2 separate regions of the Mus musculus genome follow, and region 1 is linked to region 2. Evidence: chromatin loops called from intact Hi-C (ENCODE). Cell type or tissue: left cerebral cortex. All regions are shown on one strand. Each heading gives the region's core, and the rest is flanking DNA. Links, peaks and the distances in the headings are about the cores only.

The links. A loop is a pair of places that touch in the nucleus more often than their neighbours do. Peaks named below come from ENCODE experiments on the same cell type or tissue, not always from the same donor. Only the 100,000 strongest peaks of a DNase experiment are listed, where the experiment ranks them.
Region 1: a loop joins it to region 2, with 2.5 times the contacts of the local background. A loop is called at or near these places in 2 of 42 quality-filtered maps.

Annotation. Positions count from the first base shown.
Region 1 is chr6:73,050,537-73,058,536 of GRCm38, forward strand. It overlaps Dnah6 (dynein, axonemal, heavy chain 6), which reads right to left. Exons shown (of 77, transcript NM_001164669.1): 62 at 3,121-3,256. Among named protein-coding and RNA genes, the nearest start is that of Gm20560, 43 kb to the left of the region's middle. In left cerebral cortex, for the core only: a CTCF peak has its summit at 4,770; DNase peaks (open chromatin) are centred at 439, 4,449, 4,727, 5,024 and 1 more place; H3K27ac peaks cover 259 bases.
Region 2 is chr6:72,931,025-72,947,490 of GRCm38, forward strand. No RefSeq gene overlaps it. Among named protein-coding and RNA genes, the nearest start is that of Tmsb10, 19 kb to the right of the region's middle. In left cerebral cortex, for the core only: a CTCF peak has its summit at 9,641 (motif pointing right); a DNase peak (open chromatin) is centred at 9,663.

The DNA.
Region 1 (8,000 bases), core at 1-8,000, 110 kb after region 2:
ACCCAATCTGTTTTCTAGTGCTTTCACATGCTTAAATGTTGTGTGTTGAGTTGGGTGTGGAGGCAGAAGCAGGCAGATCTCAATGAGTTGAGGGCAGCCTGGTATACAAATTGAGTTCCAGGATAGCCAGGGCTACAGAGAAAAAACATGTCTTAAAAACATACACACACACACACTCTCTCTCTCTCTCTCTCTCTCTCTCTCTCTCTTTCTCTCATATACAGTTTTATTTTAAAGATGTATTTGTTTTTATTTCATATTTTAATGTAACACATTTATTATTTGGTAACTTTGTATATGCCTACAATATATTTTGAACATCTCTGACGACTCCTCACCATAACTCTTCCCGGATCCACCTCCACTCTTCCATCCATGTTTATTTTTATTTATGAGCAGTGTGTTTCTGTGTGAGTGAATGCCATATGTGTGTGGGTGCCCAGGGACGTCAGTAGAGGGCTCTGGTCTCTGGAGCTTGAGTTATGGGTGGTTCTGAGCTGCCTGCTGTGGGTACTGGGAAATGAACCCTTGGCCCTCTGGAAGATCAGAAAGCACTCAAGCTCGGAACCATCTCTCCAGCCCCTGCATATTCTAAATAATTACTCTCAATTAATAAAATCCATGCTACTTAAAAACCATGAAAGGCTTTATGTTAATATAATCCAGAGGGTTTATGAAGATTAAGAGTGACAGTGTGATTAATACTAAGTATCACCATTAGTAGAAGACCTAATCTCAGCTTTAGAGCATAAAGCTTATACACAGAAACTTTAACAATTTTCTAACACTTTAGTTCAGTGGATGGTAATTCTTTACCATCTTACCGTTTTTATCAAGAAGCAATGGCTGCTCTTGATATTACTGTGTCTGTGACCCAAACCCCTCCCTTCTTTCTCTACACTCGCTCTCATCCAGTCCTGTGTCCTAGGCCCATCCCTAGCTGTCCATGTGTGGGCTTCTTCTGATTTCATGTGGGGTTCTGCTGTGGCCTCTAGCTATCTCCTTAACTGGGGTATTACACACAAATGTGATTTATATTTGATGCTCTTATTGAATAGAATTTTTTGGCAGTCTTTATTTGGAAGTCAAATGAGTATATTGGGATCCCAGAAAGTCTGCTCCACATAGACACCACACTAGCACACGTCCCAGGTGTGCTAAATAAATAGTAATGTTAGAAGTATGAGGGAAAAGGAAACCCCCACAAGGGGGGACTCGGGAGCTCCTCGCTGATGCTGCTATTCCAGGTGCCATTCAGGGGGTTCCTCTCCACGGCGAGTTCTGAGCATCATGGGGTGCTCAGCGACAATCTGACATCTGTAGCGCTATCCAGTGTGGCAAAGACATATCTCCAAACATTACTAAATGTCCTCTAGGAGCTAAAACGTCTCTCCAGTTTGGAAAACAGAAATAGATCAATATTAAAAATAAATAGAATAGACCAAAACCTGCCTGTTGATAAAGAGCGCCATACACGCTTCGGAATAACAATGTTCCAGTAAAGATATACCTGGACCTTAGCAACAACACCTAAGAATTAGAGATAAGAGCATAGAAATATAGAGATGGAAACTACCAAGAGAAACTTACATTACAAAAGGGATTTTTTTTTTTAAAGGACAGGAGAGATGGCTCAGCAGTTAAGAGCATGGAAGACCCTAGTTCTCTCCATACCTACCTGTAATCCCAGGACCAGGGTATCAGACTCCCTTTTCTGGCTCTCTCAATTACTCCCACATGTGTGGTATACCCATACATAGACATAGATACAGAAATAAAAGCAATTTAAAATAGATTTTAAGTAAAAAAGTATTATTCAGAGTGAAGAGAAATATTACATAGAAATAAAGAATTTACACTGGAGGAAATAATTTTTTTTGCATATAATAGCATAATTTTACAAGATGTAGTAAAAAGAAAAATGGAAAACTATAAACAGAGATTGCCCATCGCATGGTGTCCCTCAGCACGCTTCTCTCAGAACCCGACAGGATGGGAATAAAACCACCAACGAGATGCATGGCAGGGTGAGGGAGCTTGAGCTGAATATCATGTACAGAATCTTGCCTCCAATAAATGAGCTGCACAGAACATTCTCCATTGATAGTACAGGCATAAAGCTGCCGAAATGTCTAAAGAGTCACCAAGAATCAGCCTCATGCAAAGCACAAGGAGAGTTTTCACATAACTGAGTTATGATCCCTAAAATAAGGCCCCCAAATATTAAATGAGTTCGAACTACAAAGCACATTTAGAATTGAAAGGGCCCACATTAAGTGTAATGTTACAGTTCAGAGCTTTGGTGCCTGTGGCCAGCGGAGAGGGTGTCATAGAAAGGTGGGAGGGACTCTGAGCTGTTGGAACTGTCCTGTTTCTCAGGAAGCGGCAGTTCATAAATGGGTACGTGTATGAGGTCAAGTCGCACCTCTGACTTTTTGGTGGATGTTCCGTCCCTTAAAAAAGCTTAAAGGCTCATGGGATACAGCTACAGCTGCCTTAAAATTGATGAAACAGGGGCTAGGGAGGTGGCTCAGGGGACACTGCCGTCTGTGCAAGCATGAAGACCAGTTTTCAGATCCATAGCACCCAGGCGTTCTTGCTCTTGCCTGGAACTCCAGTGGTAGACAGTAGAGCAGGTGGAACTCAAGGACTCTCTGACCAACCCATCTAAAGGAGATGGTTAGCTTTAGGCTCAGTGAGAGACCCTGTCTCAAAAAATAAGGTGAAGTAGTGATAGTAGACATCCAACACCAGCTTCTAAATAAGCAAGTACACTTTCCCATATAGTATATAAACATGCATAACACACGTGTGCACAGGCGTGTGCGCGCGCACGCGCGTGCGCACACACACACACACACACACACACACACACACATACACACACACACACACGCACGAACGATGTAAACTAGCCACGAAATATTCAAAATTCATGGGCCAAGCATTCAGTTCAAGATTTTGTAAAAGTGATTCACCTATGATTTCTTAAAAATAAAAGGATTTTTTTAAAAGTGAAAAGTATAGATTTTGGAGAAAGGATGAACTTGTGAATTTTAGTCAGAACTCAGGAACCCGTTCACCCCTCCCCGTCATCAACAGTACTCTTTGTCGTCTTACCTAATTTTATGGAAATGGGACGCAACAGTATATGTTTTGTAAGTCCTTCAAAAATGGGAAATGACTCTTCTAGATCACAGCACGAGAACCACATCTGAATGGGCAGCCAGGGGGCTTCTGGCTTGGGAGGGCGCTCCTGCAGGGGGACAGAGAGACCGTGGTGAGCCGCAATTTACAGAGACAGCCACTATAGCATGCACGCTCTTCCACCTTGTCTGGGGGAGGGGGGGGGGGAAGAAACTGTAACAGCCTGTTAGAAACAGCCATTCTCTGGGCTGGGAGATGGCTTGTGGGTAGGGGCACCTGCTGTGCAAGAATGAGGCCTTGAGATCAGATCTTCAGCATTGGTGGAATGACTGGGGTGTGGCCGTGAGCATCTTTCAGAGTCAGGGGGAGGGTTGGAACTTGCTGGCCAGAAGCCTAACTGAAACCAGTACACTCTAGGCCAGTGAGAGAGCCGATCTCCAGGAAGGAGGAGTGATAGAAGAGGGTGCCCAGCATTGTGTGCTGGCCTCCATCCATGTGTTAATGGGCACCCCCCAAGTGTACACACCCCCACAAACATTGTCTTAACACAAATAGTCATATATGGTGAAGTAGACATGAGTGGGAAAGATGAGTGTGTTACTATGGTAGTGCACACCCATAATATCATTGGAGGTTGAGACAAGGGTATCATGAGTTCAAAGCCAGCCTAGGCTACCTTGTCTTAAAAGCAAGGACAAAAGCAAGCTAGCAAAAGTCAGAGTGCTGTGGCAACCCCAGTTCTCAAGGGACGGCTCTGAACATGAGGCCAGGCTGAGACTTTCAAGTTGACATTGTAGAGAGCAGAGTTGACCTGGTGAAGGAATAACGTCAAGTCAGTCTGCTACAGCGAGGCCCACCCGAAACACCCTCACCCACCGTCTCAACTTCGAAATACTTTCATGGTTAATGGCATTTTTTTTTCTCATGCACAACTTCAGTCCAAGGCATCCAAGATGGTGCCAGCATGGAAGGATGAGGAAAGTTGAACAGAGGCGTAAGATCAGCACCACGACGGTAAAGATTTAATTTTACAGGGATGGGGAGAAGGCTCAGAGGTTAAGAACATTTGCTTGTTTTGCAGAGAACCTGAGTTCAGATCCCAGTGGCCATGTTAGATGGTTCACAACTACCTGTGGCTTCAGTTCCAGGGGATCTAACACCCTGTTCTGAACTTGGCAAGCACTCACATGCACGCATACACACATGCGCACCACAGTTTAGCTGTGATAAATGCATATGGAGTTATTTCAGATATTCCTAGAAATCTCCACTGTAAAGCCTGGCAATGTTCCTTGAAGCACTTATGTAAGGCTGAAGAGGTTTTTTTTTTTTTTTTTTAGACAGATCTATGACTATAGGCTAAAACTAGTTCTCTGACATTCTCCTAAATAGATGCGTGGGATTTCAGACTATGTTTTCAAACACTTCGTTGCATACAAATCATATATCATCTATTTCAAGCACCTAAAGCAAACAACCCAATGATGTTTGAACGTTAACAGATAAGTGCGACCATCCTACAGCAAGCTTTAAAAAGAATTAATCCTCTCAATATCAGACTATACATAAACACACCAGGAGACATCTCAGGTCCAGTTTCAGGTCGCTGCCACAAGGTGGCTTATGCAAAGCAGTGTCACATCAAGCTTCTGGTTTAGCAGAGCACATGGGATTATTTTATACTAAATGGTGGTCTGTGACATAAGCAACAGGTAGCATTATGCCTAAAAATGCATATCCCTTAATTCAAAACATCATTGCCCCAAATTGCTAATGATCATCCGAGTCTGTTGAGTGGTGACGTCTTCACCAGCGCAGGGTCCTGGTGTTGGTGGCTGCTGAGTGCTCATGGCTGGGGCTGTGGAAGCGACAGTTCCATGCAAATCTTGGCTCTTTCTTTTACAACAGATTTCTCTGCAGCTTGAAGCACTGCTCACAGCATCTCACCCGCAGCAGAACATCTTTTAAAATTGGAATCAGTTCCCTCAAATCTTTCTCATTCAAGTAAGTTCGTGTGATAGTTTATTTTATTTAAAAAGATTAATTTTGTTATTAGTGCCTCCCCTCTGTATGTGTGAGAGAGAGACATGTTTACAGGGACATTCAGAGGTTTTATAAGAGCAGCAAATGCTATTATCCATCGAGACAGCTCTCCAGTTACTTGGATGACATTTTAATCCCCTTCCGCATTCTTCAAAGTATCTCCACTGGAAGTAGTTTCCACCTCGAAAGCTCACACCCTTTGGGCTCTAGGAAGCAATTCAGGTTTCATCACGAGATGGCAGCAAGTCAGTCACTCTCTCCACTCTCTGGGCATTCTAGCTTCAGTTCTCTGGATTTTAAAAGCTGCATCTGTACTTCCTTCCTGTACAGAAGTCTGGATCTTCTCAAAGTCATCTATGAGGGTAGAAACCAACTTATTCTACCTTCCTGTTAACCCCCTCTTTTTTTAAAAGACTTATTTATTATTATACATAAGTATACTGTAGCTGACCTCAGATATACCAGAAGAGGGCATCAGATCTCATTATGGGTGGTTGTGAGCCACCATGTGGTTGCTGGGATTTGAACTCAGGACCTTTGGAAGAGCAGTTGGTGCTCTTCCTGCTGAGCTCTCTCGCCAGCCCTAACTCCTTCTTTCAAATCTCAGATACTCATAACGGTGTCTAGATGCTGAGACCTTTGCAGAGGTTTTCAATTTCTTTTGCCCAGATGTCTAGAAGAATGACATTCTATGGCACCTATATGTGCTCCCTAAGTGGTGAGACTAGAAAAATTGATTACCCTTTGCTCCACTGGGCTGTCCGGGAGATACCGTTCCAGAAAGCACGGAGACAACATTCACCTCATACATCTTGGTGAGAGCTCTTGCATGTCCATGAACACTGTTCACTGGAGTGAAATCTTTTTCTCTCCAGAGCTGTAGATCTTTACAGTGACCTTGAGATGTTTAGGGACTGTGTATGACAATACAGATAAGTTCTTTAAAGAGGCTTGTTTTTAATCTTTATTTATGTGTGTTTGTATGTAGTCATGCATGTGGGTGCATGCAGAAGCCATTAGAGGGTGTTGGATCCTCTGGAGCCAGAGTTCTAGGCAGTTGTGAGCTACTAATGTGTGTGCTGAGAAGCAAACTCAGGTCTCTTGCAAGAGCAGCAAGTACTCTTAACTGGCCAGTCTTTCACTTCTCGGCGGGCTCTATAGCTGTACTTAGCACAGTGGAAGAGTTTTACTGCCATTCGTATTTTTCAATTTTTAAAAATAATTTTTTTGAAAAATTTATTTATTTTGTATTGAAAGACCCTAGTGGGGAGACCCCCACTCAAGTCCCGAGGTGGTGCGCACCCAAGGAATCACGAGAGACCGAGACTGTCTTGATGCAAACACACGAGGCAGTTTAATGACGGAGCTCTGGGCTGATATGTATATCACGCAGGAGACAGAGAAGTCGACCCTAAGGCTCAAAAGTTAGGGGTTTATATAGGAAAGGAGTGTGTGTGGGGGAATAGGGGAAATTGGTGCAGTTACACACAATTGGGCAGTTTACAACAGCAGTAAAACCCTGACTAAGACACTGTGCTTCAAAAACAGAACCAAACAAAATCCCATCAAGATCCCAGACCCAACTAAACAAAGAAACTGTGCCCCCAGTAGCCACACAAACAGTTTTCTTCAGGAGCTCCTGCTTTGTTCTCAGGGCTCTGCTCTTTCCTTGGTGCAGAAGGCCCGGCTTCGTCAACCTTCATCGCTTTTGGCTTTACATTCCAAGTGAGAACTTCATGATGCTTCCTCTCATTTGAACATCTAGAGGTCGATGCAGGGTCATTAGTTGGCTTAATTTCATTCTTTTAAAAATATTTTATTTTATGTGTATGAGTGTTTGCCTGCCTGTATGTACATACCCCATGTGTATATGTGGTATCCAAGGAGGTCAGAAGAAGGCATTGGATCCTCTGGAACTGGAGTTGTAGGTGGTTGTGGGCTGCTGTGTGCGTGCTGGGAACAGAACCTGGATCCTCAGCAAGAGTATCCAGTGCCCTTGACAATGGGGCTGTCTCTCTAGTGGCAGTTTCTTTTTAATTATTTGCTATTACAATGTAAGGGCACTGCTCCATTGGGTGTGCTCTTTGGTAGCACCCCAAACCATTACAGTAGCAGCATTGCTTACCTCTGAGCACAGATGTAAAAACACTAAGGGAATGACCAATGTGTAACCCAGAGTCATGAAGTAAGCCCGGGCTGCTGGATAGTGACCCAGAGATGGCCTGGATGCAAAGTTATCATTAACCTTTAATCTGTAAAAACCACAGCCGCAGAGCCCAGCAAAGCCAGGTGCTAGGAAGTGAGGCATGCGTGGACCCTCTTCTATTTCTGCTTACACCCCTTCCCTTCTGCCCTAGCAAGCATCAAACTACCCTTGGTTCGTGCACGTTTTTCCACAGATGTTTTATATGTGCAAATTAATTTTTTATATCATTCCAGAAAATCTAATGTACCTGATAAGGCAGCAAAGCCCATTTGAAACAAGATAAAATTGGAAATGACTGGAGTTCAGCCTAATAGGTGACAGTACAAAATATATCTCCACACATTTAAAAAAATTTAAGTTGCATTTATCTATCTATCTATCTATCTATCTATCTATCTATCTATCTATCTATCTATCTATCTATTGTGTGTGCATGCATGTGTGGATCCATGTGGGTGCGCACCAGCCCTGATGCACATGTGGCGGTCAGAGGTAAGTTTGTGGGACTCATTTGTTCCCTTCTGTCATGTGGGTCTTGAGGATTGAACTCAGGTCATCAGGTTTGGCAGTAAGTGCCTTAAATCCATGAGCCATTTTGTTGCTC
Region 2 (16,466 bases), core at 4,971-12,970:
ATGGGAAAATACAGTTTTAATCCAGACTGTTTGAGGTGGGAAGATCTGCCTTTACTCTGAACCGCACCTTACGGTTGCTGCCTCTGTAACGGATATGGAAGCTTGTTTTCTTTTTGCCTGCTTGCTCTCACTCTTGCTGGCAAGTCCATTCCTTCACTGGCATTGGTGTCTACTTCTTCCAGATTCCAGTGCATACTAAAAATCAGCTGAGACATCCAGCCCTATGAACTGAGCAACTACTAGATTCTTGGACCTTCCATTGGTAGACAGCCATTGTTGGACTAGTTGGATCACAGCATGTGAGCCATTCTAATAAATCAGATACATATAATTCATATTATACATATATATTTCATATGTGTATACATTTATGTATATACATTTATATATTATTTATATATACACATTCATATAAATATATAATATATTGAATGTGTACATACACTACATATAATGAATGTATATATATTCATTCTATAAGTTCTGTTCCTCTAGAGACAAATACAATTATCTAGTAGCTATTTCAGTTAGCTAGTGGTGTACCCAAGAGGCCAGCAGCAACTCATTACTACTCATTGAGACAAAACAAGTAGGGCTCTCAGTTACCAAACTAGGCTGATAATTTCCAGACACTCCCAGGGCCTGGCTTTTCCTGACCATTGCCTCTGTGATGGTTTGCTATGCTCGGCTCAGGGAGTGGCACTATTAGAAGGTGTGGTCCTGTGCGAGTAGGTTCGGCCTTGTGTAGGTGTGTCACTGTGGGTGTGGGCTTTAACACACTAATCCTAGCTGCCTGGATGCCTGGAAGTCAGTATTCTGCTAGCAGCCTTCAGGTGAAAATGTAGAACTCTCAGCTCCTCCTGCACCATGCCTGCCTGGATGCTGCCATATTCCTGCCTTGATGATAATGGACTGAACCTCTGAACCTGCAAACCAGCCCCGTTTAAATGTCCTTATCAGAGTTGCCTTGGTCATGGTGTCTGTTTACAGCAGTAAATCCCTAACCAAGACAGCCTCTCTCTTCATCTAGGGATTTCTTTTCTTTCTTTCTTTCTTCCTTCCTTCCTTCCTTCCTTCCTTCCTTCCTTCCTTCCTTCCTTTCTTTCTTTCTTTCTTTCTTTCTTTCTTTCTTTCTTTCTTTCTTTCTTTCTTTCTTTCTTTCTTTCTTCTTTTAGGTTTTTTGAGACAGGGTTTCTCTGTGTAGCCCTGGCTGTCCTGGAACTCACACTGTAGACCAGGCTGGCTTCGAACTCAGAAATCCACCTGCCTCTGCTTCCCAAGTGCTGGGATTAAAGGCATGCGCCACCACTGCCTGGCACATCTAGGGATTTCTTTCCACCTATGCCCAGATAGCTCAGTGAGTGTAGGTACTTGTTGCCTAGCTTGAGTTCTTGAACTCAATCATGGCTCCTACATGGTGAAAAGGGAGAACTGACTCTCAAAAGTGGTCCTCTGGTTGCCACACTTGTGTTGTGGCAAGTGTGTGCACACATGTACGCCAAACAAACAGATAAATGTACTTTTTAATTAATTAATTAATTTTGAAACAGGATCTTACTGTATAGCTGTGGTTGGCCTTGAACTCACAGAAGTCTGTCTGCCTCTTCCCCTCTGCCCTTGGATATTGGGATTAAAGGCATGTACCACTATGCCTAGCATAAATGTAATTTTTATTTTTATTTTTTAAAAATTTATTTATTATTATACATAAGTACACTGTAGCTGACTTCAGACATACCAGAAGAGGGCCTCAGATCTCACTATGGGTAGTTGTGAGCCACCATGTGGTTGCTGGGATTTGAACTCAGGACCTTTGGAAGAGCAGTCAGTACTCTTGCCTGCTGAGCCATCTCACCAGCCCCCATAAATGTAATTTTAAAACAACAGCACACACCAGTCCCTACGAGCTATCATAAAGTTGCAGCTGGGTCTCTTTCTTTCTGAACCCTGACTCAGAAAGGTATGACTCTTTTTTTTTCTTTCTCTCTCTCTCTCTTATGTCTTTCTTTCAGATGCTGCTCACACCTAAGAATACTTTTCTGGTACTTTGGGCTTCCTTACACTTCCTCTAAAGCTCCTCTCCCCACCTTGTGACAGCCTGTCCACCCTGTGTCTGACCTCCTGTCACTCTTTGGTAATCTAGTTTTACTTCCTGTTCTCCAGGGTTTATTCTACTTGGCAATAAGGCTCTTCCTGGTTCTTCTATGAGTAAATCAAACCCCAAAGAGAAAGTCTGTTACCCACAGTGCCTGCTTCCGAGTCATGCCAATAGGTCAAGACCAAATTTGTTGGCTCCTGTTTTAGTTATGGTTTTACTGCTGTGAGCAGACACCATGACCAAGGCAACTCTTATAAGGTCGATATGTTATTGGGGCTACTTACAGGTTCAGAGGTTCAGTCCATCATCATCAAGGCAGGAGCATGGCAACATCCAGGCAGGCATTGTGTAGGTAGAGCTGAGAATTCTACATCTTCATCTGAAGGCTGCTAGCAGAATACTCACTTCCAGGCAGCTAGGGTGAAGGTCTTAAGCCCACGTCCGAAGTGACACACTTACTCCAACAGGGCCACACCTCCTAATAGTGCCACTCCCTGGGCCAAGCATATACAAACCATAACAACTCCCAAATGATCTCTGAGCTCAGAGACCTGCAGAAGGTCTAGGAGGAAGAAGGAAGGCTTCAAGGTAGAGCTGAGAGACAAGTCACAGGCATTTCCTGGAATATGAGTGTGTGTGTTTGTGTGTGTGTGAGCTCTCTGAAATCAGCCATTACTGGCATAGTACCTGCCACACTGCAGCCCCCAGGGGAAATGCTCCATGTTACTTGACAATATCGCCCCACTGAGCCTTCCTGCAGGATTGAGACAGGAGCTGTATCTTGTGGTAAAGGTCTCCATTAGGCACAAGGAGCTATCATGCCTGTGGCTGAGTCAGGATGCTTTGAAAGCCTTCAGAGTGAAAGTCTCCCAAACCAGGAGGGACCTTCACTCAAGCCCCCGGATGACTCAACGCCCAAGAACTCATGAGAGACCAGTCTTGATGCAAACAGCAAGAGGTTTAATCGGGAAAGGCCAGTGCACTGGGGACAACTCGTATCCCCCGCAGGGCTAGAGAAGTTGGCCCCCAGCTCAAAGGGTAAGGGGCTTATAAAGGCAGAAACCGCAAACACCTGGCATGGGCTATGGCATTTGGCAAGCACAACGGGTTCCAGGAACGGTTGGAGTATTCTGTATGAACATTTCCTAAAACAGTGGAGTAAGTTAAACTTCTACTTTGTGGTTAGTACAACCTGGAACAATGGGGCAAATTAAACTTTTACTCCCTGCCATTAGTGGGGTCTATTTTGGACACAAGTCTAGGGGCTTATATAATTTTTAACTCTTCTCTCTCAGGATCTTTCAAAAGCACAGGCCTGTTTTGTTTTAGATAGCTAGTAAGTAATCTTTCTTGGGAAATTCAGGGTAGAAACAAAAATAAAAGCCAGTATGGAGAGGTTGCCGTGTCCAGGGACAGCTGCAGATTACTCGTCTGAGGTCTCACACGGTGGAACCTAGAGACCCAGCTGCTTGCTTCCCTTCTCCCTTCCCTTCTTTCTTTCACAAAATTCAAACTTTAAAAAATTTTTTATTTATTTACTTTCTGTATATGAGTACACCATTGCTCTCTTCAGACACCAGAAGAGGGCATCAGATTCCATTACTGATGGCTGGGAGCCACCACATGGTTGCTGGAAATTGAACTCAGAACCTCTGGAAGAGCAGTGGGCAAATAACCGCTGAGCCATCTCTCCAGCTCGTAAAATTCAAACTTTATTTTAAAATTTTATGTAGAGAGAATCTTTTATAAGCATCACCTGTGAATAAAAACGCTGATGGCCAATGAGCTGAGGCAGGAAATAGGAGGCGGGACACTAATTGGAAGAGAGGATTCTGGGAAATAATGAATAAAAGGAGATGAGAGGTGGGGACTTGGAGAGAGATTCTCGAGTGAGATTCTGGAACGATGCTGAGAGAGACGCTGAGGAGATGTGAAAGAAGAAACGGGCTGGAACTGTGTGTGTATTTATGGAGGCCAGAGGTCAATTTTCGGTATCTTCCTCAATGCCTCTCCACATTATTTTTTGAGATAGCTACAGAGCTACATTAGCTACAGAGCGCACGGTTTTGGTTGGACTGGCCAGTCAGTGAGCACCAGGGAGCCTCCTGTCTCTGCCTCCTCCCAGTGCTGAGCTCACACATTGCCCATAGACACCCAATCTGATTTGTTCTCTCATCTAACTTTTATTTTAGAAAGTATCAATACTTACTGAGACATCCTACCAGTCCCAAACTTTTATTTATTTTCTTTGTGTGTTTGCTTGTTTGTTTATTTATTTATTTTAAAAAATCAATTAATTTATTTATTATATGTGTGTACGCTGTAGCTATCTTCAGACACTCCAGAAGAGGGCATCAGATTTTTGTTACGGATGGTTGTGAGCCACCATGTGGTTGCTGGGATTTGAACTCAGGACCTTTGGAAGAACAGTCAGTGCTCTTAACCACTGAGCCATCTCACCAGCCCCGTTTTTTTTTATTTTTGAGACACGTTCTCCTGTAGTTCTGTCTGTCCTGGAATTCTCTATGTAGACCAGGCTGGCCTCAAACTCTGCCTGCCTCTGTTTCCTGAATGCTGGGGTTAAAGATGCGCCACCAGGAGAGGACCTTGACACCCTGCTGGCTAAGCCATGTTCCCGGCCCCATGTCTTACTCTGCCTTCTATTGCTGTGACAAACACCATGGCCTAAGGAAACTAGGAGGGGAGAGGGTTTGTGCCTTCCATGGCCTGATTACAGTAAGTCTGACAGGGAGAAGCCGAGGCAGGAACTCAAGCAGGGAAGAAACCTGGGGGCAGGAACAGAAGTGAAGGCCATGGTGGAGGGCCGTGGTGGAGGGCTGCCTATGGCATGGGCATGCTCCTGTAGCTTGCTCAGCCTGCTTTTTGTTTGTTTGTTTTTCTAGACAGGGTTTCTCTGTGTAGCCTTGGCTGTCCTGGAACACTTTGTAGACCAGGCTGGACTTGAACTCAGAAATCTGCCTGCCTCTGCCTCCCAAGTTCTGGGATTAAAGGCGTGCACCACCACCACTTGGCTGGCCTGCTTTTTATACAAGCACCTGCCCGGGGATGACACCAGCAGCCGTAGACTGAGACATTCTCATCAACCATTAATCAGGAAAATGCCTTAAATCGGGTTGGAGAGGTGGGTCAGTGGTTAAGGTCCTGAGTTCAAATCCCAGCAACCATGTGGTGGCTCTCAACCATCCATAATGAGATCTGACTCTTCTGGTGTTTCTGAAGACAGCTACAGTGGACTCACATATAATAAATAAATAAATATTTTTTAAAAATTAAAAAAAGAGAAAATGCCTTAAATCTCTGCTGTCAGGCCATTCTGATGGAGGCACTTTGTCAGTTGGATAGCGTCCAATAGCAAATGAGCTTTGGCTGGAGGAAGGGTCTCTTTCTCCAGAGTTGTGCCCACTTAGGTAGCCAACATGGGGGCCTTTGAAAAGTAGCTTTCCAGATCGGGGGTCAGGATGGATCCATTTGCAGCTGGGGCGCTACAGGTGGGGCAGCGGGATCGGCATGGACCATAGGGATTTGGCAGCAATGGACGATTTGGCAGCAATCAACAAAGATATGTCACCATTTCTCCTTAATTCTTTTGTTCTCATTTTTTTTCCCTCCTAGGGACTACACTTCTCTTGTGCAAAGTCAGATTTCCCAGAGTTTATTACTGCAGCAGCGCTGGTAACTTTCTGAGCGCAGAAAGAAGCCCCGTGGTCTGCACAATGGTAAAGGCGCCATTCGACAGAATGCTGTGGAGAAATGAGATCGGGGAGGAAACTCTTTGTAGACCAGGCTGGCCTCGAACTCAGAAATCCGCCTGCCTCTGCCTCCCGAGTGCTGGGATTAAAGGCGTGCGCCACCACGCCCGGCGAAACTCTTGAACTGATCTGGAACACCCTGTAACACATACTGGTAGGGGGGAAACACAAGGCAGCTGTGTCATATTATACTATAGGAAAAAAAGAGGAAACTTTTTCTCGTGCGAATACAATGTATGTATAGAGAGCATAGTAGATTAGCATGGGGCTGTGGGTTTAATCCCTATCACATTCTCTGGTCCCAAACTCATTCTCTACTTTCTCTAGGTTTGGATTATTTGGGGGAAAGGTATGCCAGATCAAAAACTCTGTCTGTCTTTGTCCCTGTCCCTGTCCCTCTACCCCTCCCTCCTTCCCTCACCCACCCCTAACCCCCCTCGTAGTTTACTATATAGCCTTGAACTCCTGATCCTGCCGTCTCTTCCTCCTAAGGGCTGGCATTATAGGAACAGCCTACTTTTTCGGTCTTGGGCTTTTAAAATTCAGAAGTGGTCACCACCAAGAAATTAACTGAATGTGAAGCTGGTTTAGGGATCACTGCTCTGGTCTCTAGGGCGGGTGCCGTAACCTCATGGCTTTACTCTTGTGGTTTGGTGTCTGTTTCATTGGTGGCTTTTCTTCACTTTTTACTGCTTGGATCACAGGACAGAGCACTGTACTGTGATATGCTCTGCCTTTCCTCCCCCCCATCCCCTACTTTAAGAAAGAGTGTTTCTTTGTAGTCCAGGCTTCCTGCCTCAGCCTCTTGAGGGCTGGGGTTACAGTTGTGTCCCACCATGTCCTGCCTCAGTTATCCTTTGCCCAAAGGCAGTCTTGGCACTTCATTCCTTAGGTCGACATAGCATGAGTCTACTGTCTGTAACAGCTGCTTATCATAGTGTTAGCTTTCATTTGCTACACTTCTTACAAAAGAAGAGAGGCTTTGAGGTTTCACAAATTCAGGGCTTGCTTCTGAAAAGGTCCCGAATCTCAGACTTCTGGGTCACCTGCTTAGGGCTAGCCTGGCTAACTACTGGCAGCTGTGTGGCTACTCCATCAGCTTGGTCACTATAGCTTACCAGATGTAGATGTTTTCTGACAAGTTTGGTCCCTGGTCAAGGCTCTGTCTGTCATCAGCATTTCCTGTTCCAGGGGGAAAGTCCCCTTTCAAGCCACACATGTTTAAAACTGAAACCAGAGTCTAACGGCTACCACGTAGGCAGGACACTACCGATGTCGGGATTCTGGTTCCTTCTAAAACCTGCCCTGGGAGCTCAAGGCCACAGAAGCTCAGGGAGCCCAGCTTCTGGCAGTATCAAAATCTGGATTAATTTTGTCTCCATAAAATAATTTTGTCCTCTGCCTTTCTCCTTCTTTCAAACCTTTTCTTTTTACTTTTCACATTTTAAATTTAGCCCAATGTTGTAGAGTACACCCAGAGATGAAAGGGACCTAGCAGGTGATCCTCTCGTCCTTGGAGGAAGAGAGTCAGAGGCATCTCCCTTATTTCCTTTGGAAAACTCAAGAGAGGGTAGTACCTCACGGGCCAGGCATGTAAGGCAAATGAGAGTAGCTTTCTTGGGTTAGGCTCTGAAGAGCTGCGAGACCTTGGCTTCCATTCATCAGGTAGTGCTCTCCCTAGCCTATATTTATTTTGTTTCTTTGTTTTGGGGATGGGAAGGGGATGTAAAACCGTGTGTGTGTGTGTGTGTGTGTGTGTGTGTGTGTGTGTGTGTGTGTGTCTTGGTAGAGTGCTTGTCTCACACACGCAGGGCCCTGGGTTCAGTCCCCAGTACCGGGTAAACCAGACTGCAGCACTTGGGAAATGGAGACAGGAAGGCCAAAAGTTCTAGGTCATCTTAGCTATATAACAAGTTAGAGTCAAGACTATGCTGTGTGAGACCCTGACAAAGAAATCAACAAAAGAGAATCTGGCCATGAGAAACCCCCAATAAAAGTAACTTTTCAGTTACACTCGGGCACTTATTTATGATTCCTCTTTGCTTTTCCTTCGTCTAAAAAAAAATCTAAGGAATATATAAGCACTCAATCAGGCCTCTTTGCAGAACAAGAAAAGTGTGATGATGTAGGTGTCTCTTTAGTCCGAGCTGGTAACGGTAGGCTTGGACTGGCACGGCAAGCAACACACTGTAAAGCTTCTTACCTGGTGGGACTGATTAGGTCAGTCTTGTCATCATAGAAGATGCTTCAAGAGACCAAGTGTCTCTTCAACCAGCACACCTTCAATCCCAGCACTTAGTAAGCAAAGGCAGGCCGATGTCTATGAGTTCAAGGCTAGCCTGGTCTCCATGGCAGCTTCTATCTGAATGTGTTGTCACAGTTGTCACTGGCCTGATTATCCTGTAGCTCCTTTTCTACAGGAGATAGCTGGCTGGACCCTGGCCTACACTGGCCCTAGCTGACTGAGAATTCTTCCTTTCTTGTTCTAGGGGTACTGGGGTGCTCCCTGCACCCTCTGCCTCTTCCAGCTTCACTAGGAAGAGTCTCTCCTCTGAGACCCTCATGTGAATCTCCAGGTTGCCCCTTCTGTTCAACACTTCTGTATCCCGGGACACTTCTCCATTTGTCTAGCCACACAGTTCCTCCTCAGATCTCCCTTCCCCTACCTTTCAGACATTTCCCCCTCTATTTCCAAAGGAGAAAGTCATCCCTATTGTGGTAGTTTGAATGTAATTGGCCCCCATAGGCCATAGGGAGTGGCATTATTAGGAGATGTGCCCTTGCTGGAGGAAGTGTGTCACTGCGGGGTGGGCTTTGAGGTCTCCTTGCTCAAGCTACACTCAGTGTGGCACACAGTCTCCTCCTGCCTTTGGATCAAGATGTAGAACTGTCAGCTCCTTCTCCAGCACCATGTCTGCCTGCAGGCTGCCGCACTTCTTGCTATGACGATAACGATAATGGACTGAACCTCTGAAGTCCTTAAGCCAGCTCCAGTGAAATGTTTTTCTTTATAAGAGTTGCCTTGGTCATAGTATCTCTTCACAGCAATGAAACCCTAACTAAGACAACTATATAGATTCAATATCTTTAAATTTGGAAGTCAAGACTCAGTCATTTTGGTCTTTGACTGCTGTAATCACCTGCCCATGAATCAACGGGGACTTGTATCTTTCTATAAATGTTGGTATCCTTTATTTCATTTATCCATTGTAATTAAATACAATTACAATGTATTACAAAATCCAATGTAATTGACAGATACATTGTCATACTATTGATCTTGTTGCTGGTATACCTTTGAACAATTAGTTATCAGATCAGTTGAGACAGGAATGGGCCCATGACATGGCTTAGGGGGTAAAGGCACTTGCTGCCAAGTCTGATGGCCTAAGCTCAGTCTTCAGGGTACACATGGTAGCAGGAGAAAGGACTCCTACAAGTTGGCCTCTGACTTCTATATGCATGGTGTAATGGACTCAAGCCACTCCCTCCCATACATATATATATGAGGAAAATAAATAGAAATAGTTTTGTCTGTTTGTTTTTAAAGACAGGTTCTTTCCACATAGTCCTGGCTGTCTTGAAACTGCCTCCCTAGTTCTGAGATCACAAGCTTATGCTACTGTGCTTCGTTCTATTCCTTTGTTTGCTGTCTCTGGTATGGTGTGGTCTCTAGGTATTAGACTATTCTCTGAGTTTTAATTTTTGTTCATGATCACAGAAAAGCCAATATGAAATGTGTCCATTTATCTGTTGCTATACCAGCAAGGGCCACTAGATGGTGGACTTTCGCCCTTTCTCAGGTCTGGTCTTTGCTTAGCCTGGTTCCACAGCCTAGGTGGATTGAGATCCTTGTAACCTTGTATAAAAGCTATCTGTTTCCCCTCAAAACCACACAGAATTCATTGGGCATTCCCGGGCAGAACTGAATTCCAGTTGAGGGAAGGTGATGGTATCTTGGAAATGGGACATCACAGTGATGATAAAGGTGAACAGGAGAGCTGCCCTTTAGTTCCACGTCTGAAAGCCAGGTAGGGTTTAGCCAAGCAATCTGTGATTGGGAGCTTGGGCACCCACAGTTGTACAATGATAGTGATAGAGGGGCTACTCCCCCAACATCACTAACAGGAACTGGATTCTGGCACCATAAAAAGTTACTCATGGGCCTTCCTTGTCACAGAGGGAGATGCCTCTGGGAAAATTGACAATGTAAGGGTGCATTTAGTGGGCAGTGGTGGGGTCTGGTGAGAGAGAAAGTGCCATTTAAAGGGATTCAACTTCAAAATTGCTTGAAAGAAGCCTTTCTTAGCGACTCACCCCTGTAATCCTACCTCTTGGGAGATAGAGGCAGGAGATTCAAGCAGCCCAAGGTCACTCTTGCCATATTATAAGTCTGAGGCCAGCCTGGGCTACATAAGATCCTGTCTCAGGTTTGTTGTTATTGTTGTTGTTTGCTTGTTCTTTTAACTGAACAGGGCTAGCTGTGGTTGCTCATACCTGGAATCTAATTCTTAAATTTGAGGCCAGCCTTGGCTACTGGTTAGTGAATTCAAGGCCTCACTATTTAGTCTAAATTAAACACACACACACACACACACACACACACACACACACACACACACACTGAGAATATAGCTCAGTTAGTAGACCCTTGCCCACCATGTTTAGAGTCCTAGTTTGATCCCAGTCAGTGCTACCACATCTGGTAGCATAAATATACCTCAGGAGGTAGAGGCGGGATCAGAAGTTTAAAGTTATCCTTAACTACTGTCTTAGGGTTTCACTGCTGTGAAGAAACACCATGACCAAGACAACTCTTATAAAGAAAAACATTTAATTGTACAGTTTCAGAGGCTCAGTTCATTATCAAGGCAGTGTGTAGGCAGACATAGCACTGGAGGAGCTGAGAGTTCTACATCTTGATCTGCAGGCAGCAGAAGGGGTCTGTCTTCCACAGGCAGCCAGGAGACGGCTCTGATTCCACACTGAGTGTATCTTCCATAGGCAGCCAGGACAAGGCTCTGATCCCACACTGAGTGTGACTTCCACAGGCAGCCAGGAGACGGCTCTGATCCCACACTGAGTATATCTTGAGTGTATATATGAGATCATAAAGCCTACCTCCACAGAGACACACTTCCTCCGACAAGGCCACATCTATCCCAACAAAGCCACACCTTCTAATAATGCCACTCTCTATGGGCCAAGCCTTCAAACACATGAATCTATGGCAGGGGGGGGGGGCAAACCTATTCAAACCACCACATTCCACTCCCTGGCTCTTATAGGCTTGTAGCCATAACACGATTCAAAATGCATTTAGTCCAATTTCAAAAGTCCTCCTAGACTTTCACTGTTTCAACAATGTTTAAAAGTCCAAAGTTCAAAGTCTTTACTGAGATTCATGCAATCTCTTAACTGAAATTCTCTATAAAATAAAAATAAAAAAACAGATCACATATATTCAGTATTACAGGATATATATTACCATTCCAAAATGTTATAGTGAGGAAATACTGGACCAAAGCAAGACCAGAAACGAGCTGGGCAAACTCTAAGCTCTGTATCTCCATGTCTGATGTCCAACTCCTTCCAGCACTGTTGACTGCAACACAATTCTTTCTCTTGGGCTGGTTCTACTCCCTGTTAGCCACTTTCCTCAGCAGATATCACATGGCTCTGGCATCTCTTACATCTTGGGGTCTCCAAGGTAACTTCAACTTTACAGGTTCTTGTTCCAGTGCCTGGGACCCAAACATGATCTCCTGGGCTCCTCCAAAGTGCTTGGGCCACTTCTCTGCAGCACTCTAGGCTCTGGCTGACTCCACTCCACTGTTGCTGCAGTTCTTAGTGATCATCCCATGGTACTGGCATCTCTAATATGCTAAGGTCCTCTGCTACAAGTAGGCTGTACTTTCACCCATAGTCTCTCATAGGCTTTATTCATGATGCCAAGCCTCAACTTCTTTGCATGACCCCTTCAGTCCTGGACCTTCAACTGCCACTGAGATTGCACCTTCACCAATGGTCCTTTCTGGTCTCTCACAGTGCCAAGCTTCAACTGCTCTCCATGACCTCTTCATGGTGATGGCCTTCAAAACCAGTCCACCTGGGTGACTCTTACATATATTACCAAGTTCAGTTGCTAGAACAATGTATCTCTGGAACACAGCTTCTTTGTGCTCTCAGAAAATACTTCCCAGAAGATTTCAAGATTTCACCTCAGTCATGCTGGTCTTTTCTTTTCTTTTCTTTTCTTTTCTTTTCTTTTCTTTTCTTTTCTTTTCTTTTCTTTTCTTTTCTTTTCTTTCTTTCCTTTTTTTTTTTTAACAATATCAGCCAGAGAGTGGTGGTGCACAAACACTTTTATTTGTTTGTTTATTTATTTATTTATTACATGTAAGTACACTGTAGCTGTCTTCAGAGGCACCGGAAGAGGGCATCAGATTTCATTACGGGTGGTTGTGAGCCACCATGTGGTTGCTGAGATTTGAACTTCGGACCTTCGGAAGAGCAGTCAGGTGCTCTTACCTACTGAGCTATCTCACCAGCCCCCTGGTCTTTTCTTAATCACCACTAATTTCATAGTTCCAGCATCAACTGTCCCAGGGACCCCTTCTTTGGTTTTTCAAGGCAGAGTTTCTCTGTATAAGCCTGGCTGTCCTGGAACTCACTCTGTAGACCAGGCTAGCCTTGAATTCAGAAATCCGCCTGCCTCTGCCTCCTGAGTGCTGGAATTAAAGGCGTGCGCCACCACCACGCTCGGCTGACCCCTTCTATTCTTGACTCTAAAACCAGAGCCATGTGTCTGAAGCCGTCTGGTACACACTGCCTTGATAATGAACTGAGCCTCTGAAACTGTAAAATTAAACGTTTTTCTTTATAAGAGTTGCCTTGGTCACGGTGTTTCTTCACAGCAGTGAAACCCTAAGACAGTAGTTAAGGATAACTTTAAACTTCTGATCCCGCCTCTACCTCCTGAGGTATATTTATGCTACCAGATGTGGTAGCACTGACTGGGATCAAAGTAGGACTCTAAACATGGTGGACAAGGGGTCTACTAACTGAGCTATATTCTCAGTGTGTGTGTGTGTGTGTGTGTGTGTGTGTGCTGGGGCTGAAACATGCCTCTCATTCTATTATATTATCACCAGCTTTCTGTTTTCCAACTCCTTCATTGCCTAAGCTTGGCTGTCCTTTTTTTTTTTTTTTTTTTTTTTTTAAAAGATTTATCTAAGTACACTGTAGCTATCTTCAGATGCACCAGAAGAGAACATCTGATCTCATGACGGATGGTAGTGAGCCACCATGTGGTTGCTGGGATTTGAACTCAGGACCTTCAGAAGAGCAGTCAGTGTTCTTCATCTCTCCAGCCCCCTAAGCTTGGTTGTCCTTAAACTTGCTCAGTACCAGGCTGGCCTTGAACTCAGAGATCTGCTTGCCTCTGTCTTCTGGGATTAAAGGTATGTAACATTATGCTTAGAGCTAAGCTTTTCTTTAATTCCTTTTCATAAGTTTTTTATAAGCATGGTTACTATGCCTCAAGATCTGGATCATAGGTGTGCATTCCATACTGGATTGTAGTTTATTCCAGATAGAGTCAAATTGTCAACCAAAGAGAATAGACACCACAATCCATCCCTTGTCAACTGAAGACACAATCATAACTCCTTATGTCCAGATGGAAACAATAACCAGGTCACACAATGCCTAACTTGATATGGCTATCCCTTGTTCAGCTTCTAACACATAAACAATAAGCTTAGCTGAGTGGGATCTTACCCAGAGGTCACCACTTCCTTAATTCCATTTAATATCCTTGAACACAGGATTCAGCTCCGTTACACTTCCTAGTGCTCCTTTAATCTTTGAGCCACACATTAAGTATTTTAGCCCAGTTGCTACTATTGTTCTCCTCTGAAATCTCTCAAGCTGGTTCTCCACAGGCAATGTGGCTCCTCTCCTCACCACTGTCTGTCTTCCAAGCTCATAATGGCTCATTAAGCCCTGCTTATAACATTTAACCACTTTCCAAGCACAAATTTCCAAAGCCTTTTACATCTCTCCAAAATCCACCATTATCAGTTTCCTCACGGCAATAGCCTGTTCCCTGTTGCCAACTTTTGTACTGGTTACTTTTCTATTACTATAATAAAACACCATGACCAAGGCGACTTAAAGAAGAAAGAATTTATTTGGTTTTACAGTTCCAGAGGCTTGGGGCCTGTAATGGCAGGGACAGCACAGCAGCAGGTGGCGGCAGAAATGGTGGCTGGGCGGTAAGCAGAGAGTTGAGATGAGATCTTATTTATTTTATGTATATGAGTACACCATTGCTCTCTTCACACACACCAGAAGTGGGCATCAGATCCCATTACAGATGGTTGTGTGCCACCATGTGGTTGCTGGGAATTGAACCCAGGACCTCTTGAAGAGCAGTCAAGTGCTCTTAACCACTAAGCCATCTCTCCAGCCCAGAGAGATGAGATCTTAGATCCTTAACCACAAGTAGAGATAGTGAACAAGGAATGATGCTTTGTCTCAAAGCCATTCCCAGAGATGTTCTTCCTCCAGGAAGGCTACATACAGACTTCTTTAAATAGAACCACCAGCCGGGGAACAAGTACTCAGATGCTAGAGCCTACAGGCCAGGAACAAGGAACACAAATTCTAGACAAAGCAGTGCCCATAGTTTGGCTGTGGTGGCACACACTTTTAGTCCCAGTACCCAGATGCAGAATCAAGCAGATCTCTGTGAGTTCAAGGCCAGCCTGGTCTACAGAGTGAATTCCAGGACAGCTAGGGCTACATAGAGAAACCCTGTCTCAAGAAAGGAAAAGAAGCAGTGGTCATTTATATGAGTTTATCATAAAGAAGAGATACAAATGGCTAATAGCATATGGGAAGATTTCAATCTTGTTATTATACATGTTAATATTATTAATAATGAGTATCATTTATTCATTATTATTTTTGCAGGGCTGGGGATCAAACATGTTAGGCAAGTTCTACCTTTGAACTTCAACTCCAATCTCAGCTCTCTATCTCGATAGAGGTGTGAGATACATAAATCTATTCATTCGAATTCTAGAAAACCATACACAAAATTTACAGCAGTATTTATCTACCTACCACCTACTTACCTATGTATCCTATTTGCTTCTCCATTTTTACTTTATTATTTATTTATTTTAAAATTTAGAGACAGTGAGTTTTTTATTTGGTCTTACTAAGTAGTTCTGGCCAGCCTCATGGATATTGTCTACTGCTGCTTCTTGTTGGCATTAACTGTATGTAACACTTTATTAGGCTTTTTTTTTTTAGAAAATATTTATCTTAATTTTATGCATATGAATATATCTTTTTCTTCATATGTGAGTGCCAAAGCGCATGTGTGGAAGTCGGAGGACAACTTTTGGGAGTCAGTACTCTCCTTCCACCGAAAGAAAATAAAACTTGAAACCTGTGATTCATGTAATTTATGTCAAATAGCCCAAAGAGTTGTTTGTGAGCTTTGAAACCTGGGGCCGAGAACACAGCAGAACAGGACAGGACATGCCTGGGCAGGCCCGTCGTTAAGACATTCCTGAGGCTGCTTGGCCATAAAGATAAAGAGAATGCAGAGACATGTCCCGACTGGCCCAGCGCCTCACTATCTCCTGCCCTTCTGATGTAGGTTAAATGTTAACCAGATGCTCTGCTGTTACCTCGATCTGCATGTACAGTTTGCTGATGTTTAAATGAACCAATCATGTGAAACTGCATCAATTCCTCCCCCAGCCTCAGCCCCTTTTCTATAAAAACCCCTAGCTTTTGAGCCTTGTGGCCGACAACCGCTGTCTCCTGTGTGAGATACATGTTGGCCTGGAGCTCCAGCATTAAACTACCTCATGTGTTTGCACCAAGAGGGTCTTTGGGTGCACGCTGACTCGGGATACGGGATACGAGTTGGGGTTTCCCCACTATGTTCTTTCATTTGGAGGTTCCACCGAGATTTGCGTGACACCCAGGAACCTTGAAGACCCCTTGGAGGTAATGTTAGTGTGAGTCTTGTATGTTGTCTGTTGTCTAAGTGTTTGAGACTGGTTATCTGGCAGCTGCCACTGTGGACTGTAAGGACCTAGTGGCTGAGGGAGGGAGATGTCCTAAGGCCCACAGGCTGCAACCCTGGAAGTTGTTCCACGGGTGAAGGGGGCGTCGATGTGGAATGACTCCCATCAGAAAGTGGGTGGACATAAAACCTCACCCCCTCGGAGGTCACGTTTGGCTTGATAAGTCCAGATGCGGACTCGTGTGTTTAGACGTTTTAGTGTCTTGTGTCTTTGTTTTGTTTCTTTTTTTTTTTTTTTTTTTTTATGGGACAGACAGTGTCAACCCCTTGTCTCTGACTGTGGACTTGGACTGATGTTAGGACAGAATTTGTCAGTGATAGTTGTCAGGTATTCCTTGTGACTCTTGTGACTTTGCACTTCCTTGTGATTCTTAACTGGTATTTTTGGTATTTTAAAAGTCCTCTTGCAGTTTGCAGCAAGACCGTTTCTCGCGAGTGATTTGGGGTGTCGCCTCACCTGAGTCAGAACGTGGGGGAGTCCTCATGT